Linked DNA regions of Homo sapiens: region 1 is linked to region 2. The links are chromatin loops, found by intact Hi-C in ENCODE. Cell type or tissue: ovary. All regions are shown on one strand. Each heading gives the region's core, and the rest is flanking DNA. Links, peaks and the distances in the headings are about the cores only. Region 1 overlaps AGAP3 (ArfGAP with GTPase domain, ankyrin repeat and PH domain 3). Region 2 overlaps ASB10 (ankyrin repeat and SOCS box containing 10).

What was found. A loop is a pair of places that touch in the nucleus more often than their neighbours do. Peaks named below come from ENCODE experiments on the same cell type or tissue, not always from the same donor. Only the 100,000 strongest peaks of a DNase experiment are listed, where the experiment ranks them.
Region 1: a loop joins it to region 2, with 2.9 times the contacts of the local background. A loop is called at or near these places in 98 of 110 quality-filtered maps.

What each region holds. Positions count from the first base shown.
Region 1 is chr7:151,122,549-151,125,441 of GRCh38, forward strand. It overlaps AGAP3 (ArfGAP with GTPase domain, ankyrin repeat and PH domain 3), which reads left to right. Exons shown (of 18, transcript NM_031946.7): 9 at 1,246-1,338. Among named protein-coding and RNA genes, the nearest start is that of AGAP3, 38 kb to the left of the region's middle. In ovary, for the core only: a CTCF peak has its summit at 1,572; a DNase peak (open chromatin) is centred at 1,563.
Region 2 is chr7:151,173,052-151,175,944 of GRCh38, forward strand. ASB10 (ankyrin repeat and SOCS box containing 10) reads right to left here. Exons shown (of 6, transcript NM_001142459.2): 6 at 2,647-2,893. Among named protein-coding and RNA genes, the nearest start is that of GBX1, 6.8 kb to the left of the region's middle. RefSeq lists a silencer at 1,711-2,005 and an enhancer at 1,711-2,005. In ovary, for the core only: no CTCF peak of the experiment used is centred there; DNase peaks (open chromatin) are centred at 980, 1,540 and 1,710.

The DNA.
Region 1 (2,893 bases), core at 120-2,619, 51 kb before region 2:
TCCTCCTCCTCCTTGTCCTTCTCCTCTTCCTCGTCCTTCTCCTCCTCCTCCTCCTCCTCTTCATCCCGCTGCCGCCGCTCCCCAGGCGCCTGGGTCTCTGCCCTCACCGGTGCTGACCGACTTGTGCGGGGCTTGAGTATAACTTGCCAAAATCTTTATTCTTTCGATATTTGCAGATATGTGCCACTGTTTCCAACTTTTCATCAACAAAAAGGCCTTTCCAACTCCTTCCAAATTAGAAGACCAGTTGGTGACACACAGCACCTCTGGACATGCCCCCTGTGCGGGGCCGGAGGCGGGCCGGGCCCTGGGACTGCTCTCAGATGAGAAGCGGCCGCCGAGCTCCCCACTCCAGAGACCCACGGGAACCTTTGTAACTAACCCCACCCCCAGGGAAGGCTAGGAGCGCCGGAGCCCGCGCTGGGGGCTGCCGGGGACCAGGCCCGGCCGGACGCTGCAGGCTCGCTGCATGGAGAAGAAGGCAGCTCGGCCCCACGCCCGGCGCTGGCCAGCGCGACGAGGCCCAGAGGGGCGGGGGAGTCCAAGCCCGCCCGGCCCGGCTGCTCCTGGGGGGCGCTTTCCTGCCCCTCCCCTCCTCTGCTCCTTCCTGCATGGACCTCTGCCGTTCCTGCTCCTGCTCCGGAAGCCGCCGCCGCCGCCGCGCTTGCCTTGCCCCCTCTTTTTGGCCTCCCCCTATTTCCTAGGATCCGCATTCGGGTGGACTCTGCCCCAGGAGCTTGACAGGGTGCAGGGCCTCTTCTGGCCTCTCTCCTCTCTCTGTCCATCCACTGTGCCCCTTGGGCCACGCCGACGCGCTCGGTGCCACGTGCCGTGTGGTGTCTGTGCCGCAGACGGGCCATCTGCCCGCTCACTTGTGGACTTTGCGCTCCCGGTTGTCGCGCCCTGTGCTCCCGACCAGCAGCCCCACCGTCCACCTCCTCGCCCCCGCTTCTCTTACGCCCCCGCCCCGGGCGTGCTCCTCGCGCCCTCGGCCTCTCTGTCCTTGCTCTTTTGTAAGGGGCGGGCCCGGCTCAGTGACCTGTGCTGCTCTGTATGGTGCCGTGTGTAAGAATAAACCCGTTGGAATACTCGTGGTCTCAGTTCCTTCCCGTCCCGCCGCCCCGGCCCGACCCACTGCTAGGGCTGCCCAGGAGGAGGGAGGCAGGAGGGAGGCCGGGAAGTCCAGGTGGGCAGCTCTCGGCAGACCCTGGGCCTCTTTAACACGCCTCTTGTTTTCTCTTCCAGTCTCGGAAGGGTGCTGACCTGGACCGGGAGAAGAAGGCTGCCGAGTGCAAGGTGGACAGCATCGGGAGCGGCCGCGCCATCCCCATCAAGCAGGTCAGCGCCTCCCTTCCCGTGTGCTCCAGGGCTCAGAATGAGGCCCAGGAATGTGGCGCTTCCCAGGGCCTCTTCTCAGGCCTCTGTGATGGGGGAGATGGCATCAGAGGCCAGCACCACCCTCCTAGGCGGAGTCCTTAACAAGGGACTGGCTCTCCAGTGAGAAGCCACCTTCTCTGCGCCGCCACCTTCAGGCCACGAGCTCTGCCTGTACCTTCTGATCACCACCGGAGGGCAGCAGAGAGCTACCTGCCGTGTTCAGCCAGGCGCTCAGCCTGTCCCGCTGGTTCTGGAGTTGGGTCTGGAGAGGGTTGAGTGGCTCTCTAAGGAAAATGAGCAACCCGAGAAGCCTGCGTGGAAGGGGATACTGAGGGCTAGTCCAGCGCTAGGTCTGTTGGCATGGTTTTGTTAATAAGGGCCTCTGTTCGTCTTTAAAGAAAAAAGTAGACTACCTCCTCACCTCTCCCACCTCCTTTCTAGTCAGTCCTGGGGGCCCTGGGCCTGCCTTCTTCCACACCTCCGGTCTTGGATTCCTGCAGTGGACACGGCATTGCCCCACGGAGGGCGTCTCTTTGATGTGTTGAGCCAGAGCAGCTGGGGTGGATGGGGAGGCATGTCTTTGGTGTGTGGGCAAGAGCCTGAGGAGCTGGGGTGCCCATAAGAACGGGGGCACTTGGCACAGAATTTTTTGGGATCTGGTGGTTGGAGAGGCCATGTACATAGGCAGCCGTACTGCCAGGTTTTGACCACAGAGGAGGCTCACGTGGCCAGAGCCCCTGAGCCTGGCGTGGCAAGGCCTGTGGTCAGGTGTGGCTCTCCTGGGCTGGGACTCATGGGCAGTGTGACTGCTTGTGGGGAGGGGCCAGTCGGTGTGACCAGGATTCATTCGTTAAGGCTAGGGGTTTCTGACCCCCAGCCAAAGTCCATTTAGAATGAAGAGTTCCAAGCAGAGTAGTGTCCCAGAGGGCAGGGTCCCACAGGGTCCCATGCCGTGATCCGTATTGTTTCCACTCACCCCTCTCTTGAAATGTTCGTTGCATTTATGTCTGGCAGTGACCACCCCAGTTGGGCCAGACTACTGGAGGGCCCCCTGGAAAGCCAAGAGCACAGTGACAGCAGCCAGAGGCTTCCCTGTTCGTTCGCGGAGTGCGTGTGTATGTGTGTCTTTGTGCAGGACAGACCCTGCACAAACCTGTTGCTCATTTGATCCCCTCTCTCCGGGCACCTCCTTTGTGGGGGACCCTGCTAGGTGACGCCCTCTGCTTTGGGCGTAGGCTCCTCAGCTCCCTGCTTGGAGATGGGGAGTGCAAGGGAAGGCGTGGGCGGTGAGTGGGTGTGTAGACACACTTCACCGAATTCACTACGAAAATGGGACCACTTTCCTTGGGGTCCTACGTGCTCCCTTTCCTCACTGGTCGTCAGGGGCTGACTTATTTGTTCCCTGAATCCCTCACATGGGAAGGAAGGAGACATGTTGGGTTGGGGAGGAAGCCCTGTGAACTTGAACCTGGGGTTCTGGTCCAGTCTTAGAGTTAGTAGGTCACTTGGGTGTTTT
Region 2 (2,893 bases), core at 276-2,775:
GTGCAGGGCGGAGTCCTCACGGAGGCGTGAAATTGGTTTGGAGCAAACACATTACGAAAAGCAATTACCAGGGAGAGGTTCTGGGCCCGCGGGACCAACAGCCAGGAGGCTGGGGAGGGAGCGCCCTGGCTCGCAAGAGTCTGAATGTCTAACCCCAGTGAGGACCCTCCTGACATTGCCCGCTAAGGGGACAATATGTGAAGTTGTGCACAGCCCCTTCACAGCCACCACTCCACATCGCCTTTCTTCCCTTCCCCGTCCTTAAAAAGGCATCCCATGATCGCAGGCTCTCCAGATGTGGCCAGAAATCCTCCCCCATCTTCCTATCACTTTAGAGGAGGGTCCTTCTTCTGGGACGCCCTCCCAGATCTCAACCCCATTCCTCACCCTCCTCTTCATGCCCCCAGCTCCTGCTCCCACGTTTATCTTGCATTCATCCTATTGCCCCTTGTATTCTAACTGGTTGTTCACACCCTTGTTTCTCAGACTAGACTGAAGATTCACTGAGGGCAGGAGCGTGTCTCGTTCCCAGCAGGGCATGAAGCACCTAAAACCTGGGGACCCGGAAGCACACAGTGAACCAAGTGGGTGCGATCAAATAGAATTTCCATCAAAATCCACCAGCAGGACTCTCTCGGGCAAGTCATCTGCGGGAGTCGGGATTCCCTGGGAGCAGAGCTCCAAACTCTTTCCCGCACCAGCGAGCCCGCACTCGCATGATACCCAGACCTGCGCTCGACCTGGCCCCAGATCCCCGTGCCAAGGGCCACAGCCTCTGAGATGCTTCCTAGGCGGCTCCAGTGCCATCTCCCCAGCAACGGCCTTCTGCTTCCCGTTACTTCCTCGTCTTCCCCATCTTAGCATCTGGCACCACCGTCCAGGGGTCCAAGCCAAAAACCTGCGAGTCGCCCTAGACAGCGCTATTCTGCAGCCCCCTACATCCCCCCCAGCGGCGGCCCCCCAGTTCTTCCCAGGGATCCCGAATCTCGCCCGCCGCGACCACCTCTGGCCTGGACCACCGCCGCAGGTGCCCCCCGACCCACGCCCGCAGCCAGGACGGTCCGTCCTGCCACTCCTACTGATCTGCTCTACTCAGGTCTCAGGCTAAATGTCACCTCCTCAGAGAGCAGGTTTCCCTGTCACCGACTGCCAACCCCCCATCCCGCACGTCTCTCCCCGGGCTCGGCAGCACCTGCCGCTTCCTCCTGTGCGCCGCGCTCCGGCTACCCCGCGCAAGCGGACCCTGGTGGGGGCCTGGAGGGCAGTCCTTGCCCCCGTGCGGCGGTGCCTGAACGCAGCAGGCCCTGGAACGGCTGCGGAACAAACCATCGAGCACTAGGGCGTCCCCCGGGACCCCCACCCGAGCCGCGGTCTCCACGGGGCGCCCCGCAGGCCCTCGACAGGAGTGGGCCTCGCGCACCAGGTTCCCGCCCATGTCTTGGGGCAGCCGCTTCCTGCCCGCGAGGTGGGGCCTGTGCGGTCGGGGTCCGCCTGGGGTTTCCACAGCGAGGAGCCTCCACCGCTTGCCCACCCGCACCCGCGTCCCAGAGCCGCGCCCTAGTACCTGAAGCCAGACAGACCGGTCAGCCCAAGGTCCGTGAGGCCAGGGTGGGAATCCGGGCCCCCTCACTTCCTCTCCGCTTCTCCTCAGCCGCCTCTCAACGCCTAACCCGGCTTCGGGCTCTGGTCCGCGCGGCCTAAAGCCTCGCGACCTCCAGGCCTCGCCCCCTGCCGCCTCGCGCCCTCCAGGCCCCAACCCCTGTCCCTTCGCGCCCTCCTGGCCCCGCCCTTCGTCGCCTCGCTAGTGCCGGTTGGCGGGAAAGTCGCGAGCTCCAGCGCTTGCGCACTCCGCCGCCTGGGGGAACTCTGTCCAGCGACCCTTGACGTCAGGGATCACGGTGCACTTGATTGGCTGCTCTGTCCCGACCACCTGCCCTTCGCCTGTGGTTGCAGGCAGCTCCCGACTGCTGGGGCCTCTGGCAGGTTCTGAAAATCCTGATACTGCAATGACCCTCAGGGACTCTCCTCCCTCTCTTTTTACAGATGCAGAAACGTGATCCCAGAGAGGGAAGAGACTTACGTTCCACAAGTTAATGGCAGAGTTAAGACCAGAACCTGTGTCATGGAACTTTCAACTCAGCGCTCTTGCGGCCAGAGCTAAATTTAAGGAAGGAGCAGATAAAAGAGGCAGGAACCAGGCATGCTTCTGGTGCTCCCTGACCTACCGTGTCAGGCAATAGGCAGAACTGGTTCTGTTTTTCTAAACCTGGGCCTTTCGCTGTCACCTGAGCCATGGTTACCCTCTGCGATCGGCCACCCCACATGCCCCTCCTTCCGGGTGGCTCTCCTGCCTCCTCACCTTCCTACCCCAAGGGTTCCTGTGCCTTCCTGCCCAACTCTCTGCACTGCCTCCATGTGCACCCTGCACCTCCTTTAGGCCTTTTCAAACGCGTTCTCACCTGGCGGTCATTCTGTCATTTCATGGAGCTGGCAAGCCTGGGACCCCTTAGCAGCCGGCTGATGCCAAAGGGGAAGGTGATTCAGCTGGAACCGTGGGGCAGGCAGGGAGCCCCTGTCAGTCCGCCCATCCCGACTCCCCTGCAAGGGAGCCAGTTCAGAGGAAGGTCTGTTGGAGACAGCACCAAACACAGACCTGGAGATTTTTAATGCACATACAGGGTTTGCACAGGCTAGAAGGGGGCCTCAGGAGAGCCCCAGTAGGAGTGTGTCTTCATCAGACATCACCCGGCTGCCGCTGTCGGTCCGCTTCTCTGCATTGGGAATTGCAGCATCCACACCTGCCTGCGGAGCTGGGCCTCCTGCTGCCAGGGCTACCTGGCCTGAGTTAGTGCAGAGGCGCGCCCTCTGCAGGCTGGGGCATCTGCTTTCAGGC